Regions from separate parts of the Homo sapiens genome. Here regions 2 and 3 are each linked to region 1. A link is an interaction called in ENCODE POLR2A ChIA-PET data of the cell type or tissue named here. Cell type or tissue: GM12878. All regions are shown on one strand. Each heading gives the region's core, and the rest is flanking DNA. Links, peaks and the distances in the headings are about the cores only. Region 1 overlaps TSPAN5 (tetraspanin 5). Region 2 holds the start of MTTP (microsomal triglyceride transfer protein). Region 3 overlaps EIF4E (eukaryotic translation initiation factor 4E).

Evidence for each region. ChIA-PET counts read pairs that join two places held together with the same protein. Peaks named below come from ENCODE experiments on the same cell type or tissue, not always from the same donor. Only the 100,000 strongest peaks of a DNase experiment are listed, where the experiment ranks them.
Region 2: POLR2A ChIA-PET joins it to region 1 with 7 read pairs; 1 of 35 experiments calls an interaction of 5 or more read pairs at or near these places.
Region 3: POLR2A ChIA-PET joins it to region 1 with 9 read pairs; 4 of 35 experiments call an interaction of 5 or more read pairs at or near these places.

The regions. Positions count from the first base shown.
Region 1 is chr4:98,516,339-98,522,208 of GRCh38, reverse strand. The region is part of intron 1 of TSPAN5 (tetraspanin 5); the gene reads left to right. Among named protein-coding and RNA genes, the nearest start is that of TSPAN5, 140 kb to the left of the region's middle. RefSeq lists an enhancer at 3,282-3,361. In GM12878, for the core only: no CTCF peak of the experiment used is centred there; a DNase peak (open chromatin) is centred at 3,298.
Region 2 is chr4:99,570,478-99,576,347 of GRCh38, reverse strand. It overlaps MTTP (microsomal triglyceride transfer protein), which reads right to left and starts at 1,524. Exons shown (of 18, transcript NM_001386140.1): 1 at 1,378-1,524. The coding sequence starts at 1,438. In GM12878, for the core only: no CTCF peak of the experiment used is centred there; a DNase peak (open chromatin) is centred at 1,238; H3K4me3 peaks cover 297 bases; H3K27ac peaks cover 447 bases.
Region 3 is chr4:98,908,736-98,914,605 of GRCh38, reverse strand. All of the region lies in intron 1 of EIF4E (eukaryotic translation initiation factor 4E), which reads left to right. It also overlaps the pseudogene TBCAP3. Among named protein-coding and RNA genes, the nearest start is that of EIF4E, 17 kb to the left of the region's middle. In GM12878, for the core only: no CTCF peak of the experiment used is centred there; no DNase peak of the experiment used is centred there.

The DNA.
Region 1 (5,870 bases), core at 869-4,868:
AGTTTTCTGTAGTGGATTTGCCTAATGTGGGGGTTGGGCACATAGGCCACGGGAGCGTGTAAGTGTAGGAAACACCATTCAGCTCATTCTGTACAATGTCTGAAGCTTTGAAGTTACATTCTCCTGGCATTTCAATTATTTCAAAGGCAAGATGTTTACTAAAATGTACCTGAAACATGGAGTTATTTCTTAGGAACTTTTAATATTTACAGTTAAATTAGAACACTTTAAAATGAAAGAATGATATATTGACTGTAGCACAGACATCTGTTTAATAACAGTCACTTTTCCTCTCTTTAAATGTATAAATGTCCTGTGTTTCTTAGAAAAGAAAGATTTCATCAGTGAAACAAACAAAAAAAACAGAACCCACAAAAACAAAATAAAATTCAAAAACACACACAGATATATAGGCATAGAGAGAGCATTTGTGATAAGTGTTTTAAAAATAGCTATTAATATCTCAGCAGCCTCCTCAGCTCTGATGGTGCTGACATCCCACAGGGCAAGCTGAAGCAAGCCAGGGGGCTGGAGAACAATCTAAGACACCAAACTCTTCTGTGGAACAATAACACTGAGTGTCAAGGACTGTGAAGGGTCTGAGATTTCACCCTGCATGCCAGCAAACAAGTTATCCTGCCACAGTGTCACAAATCCTGGCAGAAGGCATCACACTGCTGGGGCAGACACATAGGACTTTATTAATCACAGCAATGCCAGGAACCAGAGGATCAATATTTTTGTACACTTTCCCTGAGCCCTAATTCTTACAGGGTGGTGCAGAGAGGGCCAGGTGATACATAGTGAGTTGTATTCTAGGAGAGGAACCCTGAACTTAGGGAACTCCGATCTTTTATAATGGGCAGTAAGTCTCCCTGACCCTTGCTCTGTAAAGAAACACTGAATCTTTCAAGGCTATCTGCTGTTCAAATTTTCTTGAAAAGATAGTAACGAAGGACTCACTTGTAATGTCAGTGCCTTGCTGATAAGGTGGCTCACACCTGTAATCTCAGTGCTTTGGGAAGCCGAGGCAGGTGGATCACGAAGTCAGGAGTTCAAGACCCGCCTGACCAACATGGTGAAACCCTGTCTCTACTAAAAATACAAAAATTAGCCAGGCGTGGTGGCACGCACCTGTAATCCCAGCTACTCAGGAGGCTGAGGCAGGAGAATCGCTTGAACCGGGGAGGTGGAGGTTGCAGTGAGCCGAGATTGCGCCACTGCACTCCAGCCTGGGCGACAGAGCGAGACTCTATCCCCCCCACCCTGCCCCCCAAAAAAGTGTAGATGTGAGAATTGTCTCCCCACACAAACTCTTCTGGAAATAGGCACCAGATAAGTACCGATTCCATGAATGGCTAATCTGTGCTGCCTTCTAAAGGCAGTGCAGGTACCAGATGACACAGCCATAACTGCAGCGTTATATCTCTGTTATTTTAAGAAATGGATAAAAGGTGGTATTTTAATTTATCCTGTATCTATGCAACATATTCTTTTCCAAATGTCTTCCCTGTGTTTGACAGTCACAGTCTTGTGACATTGCAGCAGGTGTTATTACCCATTTACACTTGAGGAGACTATCATTCAGTGACTTGACCAAGGTCACACACAGTTACTCTGCAGCTCGCCACTACACCTGGGGGCTCCTGACTCCCCGTCTGATGGTCTTTGGAACACATTGTGTAACACTGCCTCCCTTTTGTCTCCTACGTAAGGTAACGGATATTTCCAGATATTACAGAGGTGCCCCCAGGCCAGTCCTGAGTTCCTTTTTGGCAGTTTCCGTGCCTCCCAACTCATCTTACCTAGCCACACAATGCCCAGTGTCTGGTGGTCATGCTGGACTCATTTGAGTTGAGGGAAGTTACTTTTTTAATGCTTTCTTGTTGCTCTATGTTTTAATTTTCACTTAACGGAACACAAACAGTCTCCACTGTTGCCACCCCTTTGCTTAGTAGAGCTGGCCCCTTCCCCTACTTAATGTGTAATTGCTCTATGGGCTTTGGTGGCACCTCTTTCTTGGTTTCCTGCTGCCCTTTTATCTAATTCTTCTGAATCTCCCCTTTTGGTCCCCTCTGTACACTGCCCCATACATCTTCATGCTCTCTAAGACAATGCCTTGATCCTCTTTCCTCCAGACTATATGTAGCCTTAATGATAACCACAGTCAGTTATTTATTGAGCCAGGCATATGCCAGGCACCTTTTCATGTGCCACACACTTTAAGCACGTTATTTGAGCACATGCGTTATCTCATTTAGTCTTCCCAATGACCCCACGAGATAGATTCCACTTGTCTCTGTGTTTTGTAGAGGAAGAAGTAGAGGACTGACAAGTTAAATTACTTGTCTGAGGTCACACAGCCAGTAATGGTGGAACCTGAATGCTAAGCTAAGTTTGACTCTAGAGCCAACTGCTGTCCAGCCCCCAGATTTCCTTGTGCAAGAGTCAGAATCTTTCCACATCAGTGTCTGACATCTGTCTTGGTAATAACGCCTAAAACTGAAATCTAAAACTGATATTTCTCTCCAAATATTCTCCACTTCTAGTATTCCTAACTTTGTAAATGACACCAAAAGCCTGCCAAGTTGTTTAAGCTAAAAACTGGGACGTTTTCTTAGACTGCACTCTTTTCTTCACCTCCCAGGACATTCCCCTTCATCCATTCATTTTTTTCCTTGCCTTTCCTCTTGTTTTTCCTTTCCTTTCCTTTCTAACAGACTCACTGTCTCACTCAGGCTAGAATGCAGTGACGTGATCATACCTCAATGTAACCTTGAACTCCTGGGCTCAAGCGATCCTCCCACTCAGCCTCCCAAGTAGCTGTGACCACAGACACATACCACCATGCCCGGCTAATCTTTTTAATTTTATTTTCATATTTATTTTTTATATTCACTGTGTTGCCCAGGCTGGTCTCAAACTCCTGGACTCAAGCAATCCTCCCACATTGGCCTCCCAAAGTGCTGGGACTACAGACTGAGCCATTGCACCTGGACCTAAAGGCCCATAATTTTAACCTTGTACCCTGCTGCTTCCTGCCACTGAGTCCATAGAGTCTCTGCCTTTTCATCTGCTGTCTCCATCTTGCTGCGGCTGCCTCTTCCTTTTTCAGCTGATGTCATTCTCACCAAATTAGTAGCCTCCCAATTTGTCTTGCTACCTGCAGTCTCATCTCTCTTCAATTCATTCTTTGTACTGTGCTGGAAAGATGTTTCTGAAATGCAAATCTGATAACTTGTTTTGCTTAAAATCCTTGGTTGGCTTCCCATGGCTTGCTGGTCCCTTGGTACCCATAACACATACAGCTATGCTGATCAGGCCTTAACCCTTCTAGCCCAGAGGTTCTCAAACTTCAACACATGTCACAATTACCTGCAGGGCTTGTTAAGAAGACAGAACTTGCTGGGCCCTGCCCCCAGAGTTTCTGATGTAGTAGGTCTCGAGCTGCCTCAGAATTTGCATTTCTGACAAGTTCCCTGGTGCTACCACTGGTGCGGGACCATAGCCTGCCTAGTGCCTTGTCTGGCTCTCTCTGCTCCAGCCCTGGAACCACTTGCAGGTTCCTGAAGGGAGATGCTGTTTCAGGCTTTGATCCTTTTGGATAAGCTGTTGCCTCTACAGGAGATAGTCTTTCTATCGCCGTCTCTTTAAAATACAGTTCAAGTGTCACTTCCTAGGAAGCTTCCTCTGACCCCTGCAGTGATCTCATAGTTTCTGTGGCAACCCATGTGCATCTCTGGGAATGCTCCATTTCTGTAATTGAGTTGTCATTTTATTTATGTATCTCCCACCCACTCCCACCAGACCATTAGCTCTTTAAGAAAAGATATCATTCATTTTCTTTTTCACCCTTCTATCCCTGGCACCTAGCATGGTGGCTGGTATATACTGAAGATATTCATTAAATAAGTTGAATGATATAATCCTACTTTTACCTTAAAGAATAATTCTATTTTGGTTTTTATTTGCATTAACCTTTATCATACCTTGTTTTTAAATGTCAGGATAGACTGGGTGTGGTGTGGCTCACGCCTGTAATCCCAGCACTTTTGGAGGCTAAAGGGGGGAGGATCACTTGAGCCTAGGAAAAGTTAAAAAAAAAAAAAAAAAAGTCAAGATGTTTCAACATAAAAACAGTGTGCATCTGACAGTATTAAACTTTCGAAGCTACCATTAGAGAGAGCTTATAACTCAGCTGTCTAATGCAAACCGCAGTTTATTCCTACAAAGGCTGATGTTTGTCTATAGATAACTTACTTCTCATGCCTCTGATTTGAAGTGCTTGAGTTATTCCTCAGTCTTTCTCAGCCTTCAGAACATTTCTCTGGTATGTTTTTCAGCCTTGGATTTATCTAATCAGGGAGTTACAGATGGAATAGTGCAAGCCTTTCTTTTACTGAGACAAGCAAAGATTAGTGGGCTGTAAACTTGCAGCCTCCATGTTTCCATCCAAAAGAGGATGGCTCATCCCTCACTTTCCCTTTTACGTGCCTGCATTGCTTGGGTAATTTCCAAGAAGAGTATCAGTTTGATTGCTTGCACAGCCCTCCCTTCTCTCCCCTCCCCATCTCAGATGACTAGTCCTTGCCAAAATGTCAAGTTCCAAACCCTAACAAAAGAGTTTGCAAACAAGACTGTCCCTGGATTGTAGACATTTCTTCAAGGGGTGCCTGGCCTTCTCCTGGTGTAGTGCAAGTTCAAAGGCAAAGAGCCCTTTCATCCTCTGGGAAAACAGAGAACACAGTTCCAAAAATGCTTGGATACCTCCAAATAGACCTCCTCCCCTGCCTCACCCCTTTCCCAGGCTCTGCTATGTGGTGTTTTTCAGGAACCATTCTGTGGATTTTAGCCATATCATTCTGCTTCCATAGTTCAACAAGCAAGCAGCAGACAGCTCTTTCCTGCAAGTGGATGTGTGGCTGAATTATATATTCCTTACACAGCAAGTAACAACATCTTGCCCAGTAGTTCAGAACAACTGGTATCTCCATTCAATTATTTGGAAAGAAATTTCCCTCTGCCAGAGCATGATTAGTCTCTGAGCACCATCAGTCTCATGCCTGTTTTGCATATCTTGTAGCTTACTGTAAGCTTGTCACAGGATTAAAGCATGAAAGCAATTGATCTGGTCTCTTATTTATGTCTTAGGACCAGTCTTAATCTGTTTTGTGGTGTTGCTACAATAGAATACCCGAGACTGGGTGATTTATAAAGAAGAGACATTTACTTAGCTCATGGTTCTGCAGGCTGGGAAGTTCAAGGGCATGGCCCTGGTTTCTGGCAAGGGCTTCCATGCTGCATCATAACATGGTGAGATGCACAAAGGGGAGACAGACACGTGCAAAGAGGGATCAAACAGGAGAAGGAATCTCACTTAATGCCAACCAACTCTTGTGGGAAATAATTCATTCCCAGAGAACTAATCCAGTCTCAGGAGAGCAAGAACTCACTACTGTTAATACAAGTGTTCAGTTACCTCTAGAACAGCTGCAAGCCATTCATGAGAGCTCTGCCCCCATGACCCAAACACCTCCCACTAAGCCCCACCTTCTGACACCACCACATTGGGGATCAAATTTCAACATTCATTTTGGTGAGGGCAGACAAACCGTGCTCAAACCATAGCAGAATGCTTTTGGCTGCATGTAACAGAATGCCCCCAAAGTAGCTTTAGCTAAGATGAGAGGCGCTTACTTAAAATAGGAGCCCAGGGGATTGCATGGAACCCAGCATAAGGAGTGCAACCACAGGTCCCGGGATAAGAAGCTGGAAGCAGTCAGGAACATAAGCTACTCTGGGTCTCTTTTCTACTTTCTATATCTACATAATATCCCCCAGTCTATTCTAGCATGAGGGAGACTAGGCTG
Region 2 (5,870 bases), core at 1,159-5,158, 1.1 Mb before region 1:
AACAGGAGAAGCTCATGATAAGTACCATGTCTCAATTATTTTTCTCAAAATACTTATGGTATTAGGTTTGATACTATGGTATTTAAATCACACATATTTTGACTACTCAACAGTTTATTTGGCAGATGAAATAGTAAGTCCTCTATATAACACTCTCAGTCAGATATAATTTATAAATCTTCTTCTCATTAAAAAATTTCTTTTGTCCAAGTAAGAACTGTATGTTTAAATAGTAAATATTTAGAAATTGGTGAAAATATTTTCTTTAGTTCAAGAACCTACAGTGTGATTTGCTGAGGTGAATTGGTTTAAATTTAACCCTCTATTGCTCCAATAATGAAGATTAGGTTTTTTTCCTCATGTGGAAATTTTCTACACAAAAAATCCTGAGGCAAACTTTACTTTAATATCAAAAGCCACATTTATCCCTAACAGGTTTTATAAGTTTATAAGTGAATTGTTTTCTATCAATTACTTAGAGTACATGGTTTTAAAATTGGTCCCTATAACGCTATGTTGTTATATCAATTGGTTTTTAACAGTGTGTCTTCCTAAGAAACTAAAAAGTGATCATTTTACACAATGCAGCATTTGGAAAACCGATGTTTATAATGTAGCTGATCTGAAACATGATTCTATATTAATACACTTCACAACAGTTTTATGAAACCATTCCTCATAAAATGTTTTTTCACTTGCCTTTTCAATGGTATTAATTCATATGTATTTTTAAAATTAATTTCATCTTAAAATAGAAACTGTAAGTAGCAACATTATTTTTCCAAAGATAATGTCTTATTTCTTAAATCTGTATCAGGAAATTTAATTTTCTTTAATTCACTATGAATTCTATCATTTTTTAATTGTAACGGAATTAAATATATGTTGTGCCATTTCATTCATAATTCTTTGGCAAATCAAATGCCTTTTTCATTGGGTCTAATTCTTCTTGAGGTCACATTGCTAAGCAACTAAAAGAAAATTTAAGAACTCGGTTTTTAAAAAAAATCCTCATTTACAATTCAAATGAAGGAGCTGCATTCAATGTGACCAACAACAGCAGGTAACAATAGTGGGTATCTTTTTTCCTTCTTTTAAAAACAGACCATGAATGAGAAATTGAAGCAAGAACACACTGGTCTGAGGAACTGAAACTAAAAGAAATATCTGTTTTCTTAATGTTTGTAGGGATTTGAATTTGGTTTTCATTTCAACTCAGCCATGCTTTCACAAACATTCCAAAGTTACATGGTTTTGAAGATAGTTTAGTCAGAAACTCTTTCACTATTCACTCACACAAACACACACACACGCACGTATCTGCCTCCAACTCCAAAGATGGAAATTAAAGTTTAGCAAAAGGCAACACAAACTTACCTTTAACAGAAGCTGAATATGAGGAAATGAAGCAGAGAAAAAGCACAGCAAGAAGAATCATATTGACCAGCAATCCTCAACTGCATCCAGTGCCCAGCTAGGAGTCACTGAGAAGTGGACTCTTTCAATGGCAGCCAGTGAGGGAGTGACCCTCTTCAGAACCTGCAACAATCATGTTTATCTTTGGGGAAAGGTCAGACTCCAAACTCCAAAATCAGGACCTAAGTTCACTGAAGGGCTCACTATTAATGATTAAACGTAGGTGGGCTGCAGTTTTCAGTCTCTCACTCTTTTTAATTTTTTTCACCCAATGAGGAAACTTTAAATGTTTTCACTTTTGAGAGCTAAACCAAACCAGTCTACCATCCTATAAATGCAGAAGTACTGAGGGGCATTCAAAGAAAAAAACTGGTGGTGATACTTCTTTCTGCTTAATACATAATCATCATTATGCCTGTAATAGTAACTGCCTATATTCACATTACAATACTATGTGGGAGGGTAGTAAGGATTCTCAAACTCTGCTAAACCTAACCAAATTTTAATTTTTCTTGTATGGACATCTTTGAATTTTTATGCTATTATAAAAAATTCACACTGAATTTTAGGATTTAAATTTAAACTGTTAATTCATACCACCACCAATCACTTCAAAATAATGTTAAAGTAGATAGAACTTTCATGAAACATAGATGATTGTCCTTATGTGTGAAACTGTATGAGGTTGGAGCAAATCAGCATTGTCTGTCATTAGCACACTAGCAAGCCAATTATTTCATAGTAGACCTCTATTTGTGTCTGTGACAACACACATTTGTCTGAGTTCCCAAACAGGCTGGATGCAGTCCTGTCCTTTCTGAATCTCATTTCTAGGAAGAGATTAAGAGGGGGAATTCCAGATCTTAGTTCTTTTGCTACAGAATATTAATTAGAAAACTTCTGTAGAATTAAAGCAAATACCCTAGTATGGCTAAGGCCATACTAACTGAAGCAATCCTTGTCCCTGGAAACTCCCATGAGAGAGACCTGATATGAACAAAACCTACTAACCCTACTAGAGCACATAAAGCCTGCTAAACCTACTAAACCTATAAAATGAGGTGACTTAGGCCGCCTGTGGGAATGTTTTGGCAAAGAAGGGAAAAAATGTGCCAGCAAAGGGCTATTTGAATGTATTTAAAAATATTTATGGCCATATTTTAGTATAAAATGAATTCTTAAATCTATCCTGGTCACTCTCAAAACCCTTTTCTCAAACCGTAACCTTGAGCTTAAATCTTCCAGACAATCTAGGTAAAAGATAGTAGACTTGATACAGACACAATGCAATTTAAAATGTAAAAATCTACAAAGTTAAGCATATTTCCTCTTGAATTATATATATGAAGATCGAAACATGAAAATTGTTTGTTCTTCTATTGGGATTAGAATTTCATTTGCTGTCACAAATTTTGTATAAAAAATATAGCTATAGTACCTAGCAAAAATAAATTGTTTGGTTGGAGAAACCCCCTTAAGTTATAAATACGAAGTTTTCCGGGAGTTAAACAGAAAAGTAGCTTTGTTAAAGAAATATAAGTTTTTATGAAGAGTAGGGATTTTGAATACAAGGCAATGTGAAAGTGCTTTGTTACTTTCCATTTGAATAGATTTCTACAGTTTGCCACAATTTCTGTGATACATACATAGGGATATAAAATCATTATAGTCACTTGAACTTTACTTACATATTTATTTAAATTAAAAGCTAGTTTGTATTGTATTTGATTGTATGAGAGCTGTCCTTATGTATTTTCATTTGAGGCTCACAGTTACAAGACCTTTAATGTTTGTGGTTAGGCTATGTGGTGCATGATACGTGCCCTTCGGGTAAAGTACTATTCGTTGTCAAGTGTTTTCCAGAGTCCAACCAATAAAAGACATATCACTATTGCCTAACAAACTAAATTCTATTTCATTTGAGCATTTGATTTCCACTAGAAAGCTCCTATGAGTCACTGTATTAAGTAGCAATTTCAACATAAGATGTTCAAATAAGGCTGCTTCTGCTGGTTATAAATAACATCATCCTTTTATAAAATATAAACATAACTTTTTTCTTTTTACAAGGACATTTTAGAAAAGACTTCTGGAGATTGTTTCATTACAGATGACATAAGAATGCCAAAGCCTTTCCAAATTCAGTAAACTCTGTGTATCGAAGAAGTATGCTCTTCTGTTACTGTTGATCGTCCACAGCAAACACTGTGCAAACATGTGAGCACTACCTCCTAAAACTCACCAGCTATTTTACATAATATGTGAAGCAGGGCAGAAGCAAAGCACAGTAAAAAAACAAGAGCTGCCATCTATGGAACAATTACATACTTTGTTAATCACCTTACGTTTTTATAATAATCCTTACAACAGTCATTTGACATATTAGAAAAATGAGTCTCAGATTAATTTACTGAAGTGATATTAGGACTACAGAAAAATAAACCTTGAAACCTAGACCCAAGTATTCTTCTTTGCTTAAAAAAAATTACAGGTGGGGAGTGAGAAAAAAATTGATTTCTTACAGATGACATGCAATTGTTAATTGGGACTGTCTTCATAATAAGTCATCACAATTTTGTATGAAAACTAACAGAGCCCTTGATTTTTGTGAAATTGTGGTTAGACATTCAGGCTGAACATACAGGGGTAAAACTGATCTATGATAGTTAGATCAAAATCAAATGATACATTTCAAAACAATGCTATTGCAATGAAATTCCTTAGGTAGTACATGACACTGTGAAATATTTGCTATACTTCCATTTGCATTGATAAATAAGGAGACTATGAAATAAAGATGGATGATTAATTCCAAAGTACAGTTGTGTTTCTGTTGAGTGTCAGAGGTTGTCAGGAGTTAACGTATTTTCTTAGATTAGAAGACAAATGAACTTCACCCCACTAAAGGTTGGAAGGAAATGTATTACCCTACTAGATATAGAAAGTCAGGATGTATGAAAGCTATGTGAAAAAACAGTCTGTTTATAACATTGAAACACTTTGTTCTTAGAAAGAAGCATGACATTAATGAAAAAAAAATTTAGAAGGACACTTTAAGTTATCCCTACATGGTCATAATAGTTTAAACTCTAAAAGTATTTTCAAATCAATGAGGGAGTTAGCATTTTGAAAGAATCTTGAAAAAATTTCTTAAGTTAAAAATATTCTTAATGTGATGACTTTTTTTATTCCAAGGCAAAATTATATAGGAATACATACAATATTTTGAAAGGTATTGTTTAAAAATTCTCTACGAGAAAATAAAGATTCACTGAATTCCTTATCAAAAGCAAACTTGGTTTGAAACACTGGGAATCTAAAACTCCAAAAAGAACATTCATTTTTCCAAAATAGAGTCACTAACCAAATTTTCTACCCCCTATACATATATACGCACATACAAATTTGACAACAACCAAAAAAATCCTTTGTATCATATCAGTTACCATAAAAGGATTCTAAATTATCTTTGACCACACAAAACTGAATTGCTAGCATTTAAAGGAGAGAATTGATGTAAACTCTTTTAGTAGACTACTGTAAATACAATAAGATTTTAATTTTGATCAGAATAAATTTATCAGACATTTAAAAAAAGAAATTTCAAAACCTAAAATATAATAATATCCAAGTATAAATGCAATTTTCCTTTTAAAGTATATACGATACAACAATTACATTTATGAACTAATTCTTAATATGTAGATATAAAAATATGAATTTATTTGAAGTGGAACAAGAAGCCAATTGTTTTAAATAATTACCAAAATAAGAAAATAAAAAATGTTAAAGAGAGGTCAAGAGATATAGAGGATAGAGTGAGTGGTGCAAAGGCAATATTTGGGGAATATATTTGAAGAATTTCCAAGAACTATTGAAAGGCACTGTATCAGTTCTCCATAGCTACCATAACAAATTACCACAAAACTTAGTGGCTTAAAACAGCAGATTTATTGTCTTATACTCTTGGAGGTCAGAAGTCTAACACTGGTCTCACAGGGATAAAATGAAAGTATTGGCAGGTGTATCCCTTTCTGGAGGCTTTAGGGGAGAATTTGTTTCTTACCTTTTCTAGCTTCTAGAAGCTACCTGCATTCCTTGACTCGTGGTCCCTTCCTGCATTTACAAATCCAGCAAGAGTAAGCTGAATCCTTTTTACTTCATATCACTCTGACCATCTCTTCTGTCTCCCTCTTCCGTTTTATGAATCCTTGTGATTATACTGGGCCTGCCTAAATAATCCAGGATAATCTTTTTACCCTGAGGTCTGTGGATTGGTAACTTTAATTTCATCTACAACCTTAACTTAGACTATCACAGGTTCTGGAGATTAAGACATTTAAGATCTTTGGGGAGCCATTGTCTGCCTATCACAGATACCAATCCACAGATTCACGAGGCTCAATAAGTCTTAAGCAGGATAATTTTTAAAACACACATACACACAAGTAGAT
Region 3 (5,870 bases), core at 1,256-5,255, 390 kb before region 1:
TGTCTTTTCCAGAGTGTCACAGAGTTAGAATCATACAGTATGTAGCCTTTTCAGCTTAGCTTCTTTCACTTAGTAATATACATTTAAGTTCCTTCTACGTCTTTTTATGGCTTGATAACTCATTTTATTTTAGCATTCAGCAATGTTTCATTTTCTGGATGCACTACAGTTTATTTAGGACTTCTTAAAATAGGTCAAAAGCAAAAAAAAAAAGTGCTTTTTTTTTTTTTTTTTTTTTTTTTTTGAGACGGAGTCTGGCTCTGTTGCCAGGCTGGAGTGCAGTGGCACGGTCTCAGGTCACTGCAACCTGCAACCTCCTCCTCCTGGGTTCAAGTGATTCTCCTGCCTCAGCCTCCCAAGTAGCTGGGATTACAGGCATGCGCCACCACGCCTGGCTAATTTTTGTATTTTTAGTAGAGACGAGGTTTCACCATGTTGGCCAGGCTGGTCTTAAACTCCTGACCTCGTGATCCGCCCACCTCGGCCTCAAAGTGCTGGGATTACAGGTGTGAGCCACCGTGCCTGGCCTTTTTTTTTTTTTAAGTGCTCATTTTTATATGGTTCTGTAATCTGCTTTTCTCCACATTTGTATTAGTTTTAAAGTAATTTTTACAAACATGTTTAGTGCTTACATCATAAACGCCGTGGTTTGTTTATCTGTTACCTTTTGGTTATATCTGTTGATAGATGTGTTGTCTCTTAGAAGTCTAATTACTAGGTTAAAGAATGTAGATGTTTTTATTTTAATTTTATTATTTTTCTATTTTCCCATTTAGTTTTGGCTTGGAACTCAGTAGATCCTTTTACGTTTGGAAGCTTGATAGTTTAACTTAAATTAAGTAAAACTTAAACTAAGTAAATAGAAGGTTGTATTCCACTCTGTAATCCTGGGAACATATGAAACTGATGACTATACCTGGTTTTGTAAATTTTTTTAAGGTATATATTTCTTCAAAATATTTTCTTTTGAAAGGTGATTTTAAAACCTTGGTACATAAAAAGGCAGGTGTGGTGGCTCATGCCTGTAATCCTAGCAACTTCGAAGGCTGAGGCAGGAGGATCACTTGAGGCCAAGAGTTTGAGACCAGGCTGAGCAATATAGTGAGACCTGTCTCTAAAAATTAGCTGGGCATGGTGGCTCATGCCTGTAGTCCCAGCTATTCAGTATCGTCTCTTGAGCCTAGGAGTTTGAGGCTGCAGTGAGCTGTGATTGCACCCCTGCACTCCAGCCTAAGTAATAGTGATACCCTCCTCTGAAGGCAAGAAAAGAAGAAAAAAAAAATTTGTTGGATAAGAAGTTGTTACAGAAAACAAAATGACCTTATTAAAGCTACAGTTTACATTGAAATTATAACCTTTAACTTTTGAAAATGAACACATAGAATTTTTTTTTTTTTTGAGATGGAGTCTTGCTCTGTTGCCCAGGCTGGAATGCAGTGACACTACCTTGGCTCACTGCAACCTCTGCCTCCCAGGTTCAAGCAATTCTCCTGCCTCAGCCTCCCACGTAGCTGGGATTACAGGCGCGTGCCACTACACCTGGCTAATTTTTGTATTTTTAGTAGAGACGCGGTTTCACCATGTTGGACCAGGCTGGTCTCGAACACCTGACCTCAGGTGATCCGCCTGCCTCGGCCTCCCAAAATGCTGGGATTACAGGCGTGAGCCACCACACCCGGCAAAACACATAGAATTTTAACAGTAACTGCTCATTTGTTTGAACTGTGACATGTAAAGATTGATTTTTTTAAAAAACTAGAATTTAGTATCATGAAATTTTAGTTATGTTTTCTAAGTTTTAAAATGTATAAACGTTTAAATAGCAGTTAAATTCTTTAAAAGATTTGCCTTTCAAATACTTCTTATAAAGCTTTAAGGAATAATTGAAATGGAAATTATCATGTTACTGCAGTCAACAGTTTTGTGCACTGGTTGTAATGCCATTTTAGTGTTGATATATTTTGAATCATTTTTTTACTTTTGCATAATGTTCAACGTATGTAAATTTTTCTTTTCTTTGTGGTTTTTTTTTTGAGATGGAGTCTTGCTTTCGCTATGCTGGAGTGCAGTGGTGCGATCTCAGCTCACTGCAATCTCTGATTCCCTGGTTCAAGCGATTCTCCTGCCTCAGCCTCCTTCGTAGCTGGGATTACAGGCATGCACCACCACGCCCAGCTAATTTTTGTATTTTTTAGTAGCGGCTGGGTTTCACTATGTTGGCCAGGATGGTCTCAATTTCCTGACCTCATGATCCACCCGTGTTGGCCTCCCAAAGTGTTGGGATTACAGGCATGAGCCACCGTGCCTGGCCGTATGTAAATTTTTCTTTTTCTTTTTCTTCTTTTTTTTTTTCGAGACGGAGTTTTGCTCTTGTTATCTAGGCTGGAGTGCAGTGGCGCGATCTTGGCTCACTGCAGTTTCCCTCTCCCGGGTTCAAGTGATTCTCCTGCTTCAGCCTCCCAAGTAACTGGGATTACAGGCATGCGCCACCATGCCCAGCTAATTTTGTGTTTTTGGTAGAGATGGGGTTTCACCATGTTAGTCATGTGGGTCTTGAACTCCTGACCTCGTGATCCGCCCGCCTCGACCTCCCAAAGTGCTGGGATTATATGCGTGAGCCACTGTGCCCGGCCTGTAAATTTTTCTAGTTATTTTAAATTATGAATCTTCTGGTAGCCTTTGGTTTAAATAGTAGTGACATTTAAATTTTATCATTAGCCTTGTCATCCTAGATCACACATCTGTTATTTCTTGTGTCTGTGTTATCACCTCCCCAAACCCAGACTGAATTTGTGATGTTGGCTTAAGCTATATAATATGTGCAAAGTAATTTGATCAGTAGGTACATGTTAGTGCTCCCTTAAGAATGTTCTTTAAAAAAATTTATTTTAAAATGTTAAAAGGTGACCACAAGTCTTCTTTTTTTTTTTTTTTTTTTTTTTTTGAGACAGAGTTTCGCTCTTGTTGCCCAGGCTGGAGTGCAGTGGCTTGATCTCAGCTCACTGCAACCTCTGCCTCCCGGGTTCAAGCGATTCTCCTGCCTCAGCTTCCCGAGTAGCTGGGATTACAGGCGTATGTGCCACCACGCCCTGCTAATTTTGTATTTTTAGTAGAGATGGGATTTCTCCATGTTGGTCAGGCTGGTCTCAAACTCCCAACCTCAGATGCTCCACCCGCCTCGGCCTCCCAAAGTGCTGGGATTACAGGTGTGAGCCAGTGTTCCCAGCCTCCTACAACTCTTTCTAGTAGTTAAGAATGTGCTGGGCGCGGTGGCTCACACCTGTAATCCCAGCACTTTGGGAGGCCGAGGCGGGTGAATCACGAGGTCAGGAGTTCAAGACCAGTCTGGCCAAGATGGTGAAACCCCTGTCTGTACTAAAAATACAAAAATTAGCCGGGCGTGGTGGCAGGCGCCTGTAATCCCAGCTACTTGGGAGGCTGAGGTAGAGAACTGCTTGAACCCAGGAGATGGAAGTTGCAGTGAGCCGAGATCGCGCCACTGCAATCCAGCCTGGGCAACAGGGCAAGACTCTGTCTCAAAGGGAAAAAAAAAAGGATTCATCCAAGTTTTAGGCCTGGTGCGGTGGCTCATGCCTGTAATTCCAGCACTTTAGGAGGCCAAGGTGGGCGGATCACTTGAGGTCAGGAGGAGTTCAAGACCAGCTGGGCCAAAGTGGTGAAACCTCGTCTCTACTTAAAATACAAATAATTAGCCAGGTGTGGTGGTGCATGCCTGTAGTCCCAGCTACTCGTGAAGCTGAGGCAAGAGAACTGCTTGAACCCAGGAGGTGGAGGTTGCAGTGAGCCGAGATCATGCCACTGCACTCCAGCCTGTGTGGCAGAGTGAGAATCTGTCTCAAAAAAAAAAAAAGAATCCATCCAAGTTTTAAAACTGTTTATTTGAAGATCAGAAATGCAAGTGTAGACTGTTGGGATTTTTTTTAATTAATAAAATGTGTTCAAGTATAGCTTGCTGAGTATCCAGAAATGTAAATATTTAGCTATAGCCCAACAAACTTAATCAGCTCTATTCACTCATGAGTTAGTGCTACTTATTTTGATCAAGTATTTAGGTTATTATTTAAATAAACAGCTATTGAATTTTTGTAGTATTTTTGGACACTGCACAATTTGTACACATCATCACAACTCTTTAGTAATCCAGTTACTAGTGATTTTTTGTTATTGTTTAGTTGCCATTTTATATTAATTGAAAAGCACTTTAAGAAGTACTGTCTTTTGAATCATGATTGATATATGATGTCTCAGGGACTTTTACATGAAAAAATTTTTTCCATGTGAGCAGTGTTTTAATGTTGAAAGATTTGTATTTTGCTAAATCTCCATGTGTTTTTTATTTCAACTTTCTCGGTTAAGGGAGGAGTATAAAAGTCATAGTTTTGATCCTTTATTACAGATAAGGAAGACTGCAAAATCCACAGCCACACTTTCATGAGTGATGCCAGATTAGCTGGTATTCCTTTACTGTAAATAGATGTTTGAAAGCTAAAAACCAAAACAGTTTAATAGCCTGAGGCAGTTTTTCAGTGTTTTCACCAAATTTTTTATTTCTTACAAGACAGGTGGTAAGACTATATTTGTTCTTGTGTACTAGTTAATTAATTATACTAATTTACATATTTGAGGGTGCTGTGAGGAAATGCATGGTTTGTTGAAAAGAACTGAGGACTGACAGCCGCCTCCTCCATGATTACCCTGGCTCTCTGTCCCACCCTTCTCATGGCGCTTGGGGGACCATGGCTGATCCTGTCCTGAGACAAATTAAGACTCCTGTGGTGAAGCAGTTGGTCGAGAAAAAGTGATGCATGAAAAAGAAGCAAAACAAGAAGGAAAGAAAAAAAATGAGAGCTGAAGATGGTGAAAATGATGCCATTAAAAAGCAGGCAGAAAGTCTGCGAGAATCCCAGGTGATAAGCCTTGTTTGCCAGCACAGGTTGGAAGCTGCATATACTGTTCTTTGGCAGATTTTAGAAAGTGAAAAGGACTTGGAAGAAGCTGAGGAATATAAAGAACATTTAGTACTGGATTCAGTGGAGTTAGAAGCCTGAAACTTTTATGTACAGGGTGTTTTTTGCATTAAATCATGGGGTCCAGTTTACATTTCATTATTTTTGACCACTGCTGTGTGTTCAAGTGTGAGAACGTGATTCTTTTTATGTGATTGTGTACATTTCTTTGCCTGATTTAATTTGTCAAATGAATGACAAAACTGAGAACTAACAGTAGATACTACAAGGAACAGAAACGTATGAAGTCTGTTTACATATTTGTATTAAATAATGTTCTCATTAAAGTTATTTGTACACATAAAAGAGGTTTTTACTTACACTTACCTGTATATGTGAGATATTTGACCAATGGGTATTTAGTGTCCTGCTGTGCATAATAATACAAACTCACTATATAGTTGCTTTTTTTCCTGGTAGTGGGTTTTTTTGTGTGTCTGGGAGGAAGGGTGAGGTGTACCATTCATGCCTTTTTTACTAGTTTATTGGCAGTCACATGCATTGGCAAGATGAGCAAAGGTGTTGAGCCTGAGGCTGTAGAACAGAGCACAGTATATATTATAGATTTATGTTGCCTAGAAAGAGAATCTTTGTAACCATATAATTTATTATTCAGTCCTGGCCACCTTTGGGAGTGAGAGTTCTGTTAACAATTATACTGAAACAACAAACAGGTAGAACTAGGACATGTGGTGTTCTTAGCCGTAAACCCTGGTAGTCCTGGATTTAAATGACATGTTTACTTTTCCAGGACTTCAGATTTGTCTGAAGAGTGGAGAGAATAATGGTTGTTTCACGGGATTATGAAGATTGACTATATTGAGATGATTTATAGTATGTTGA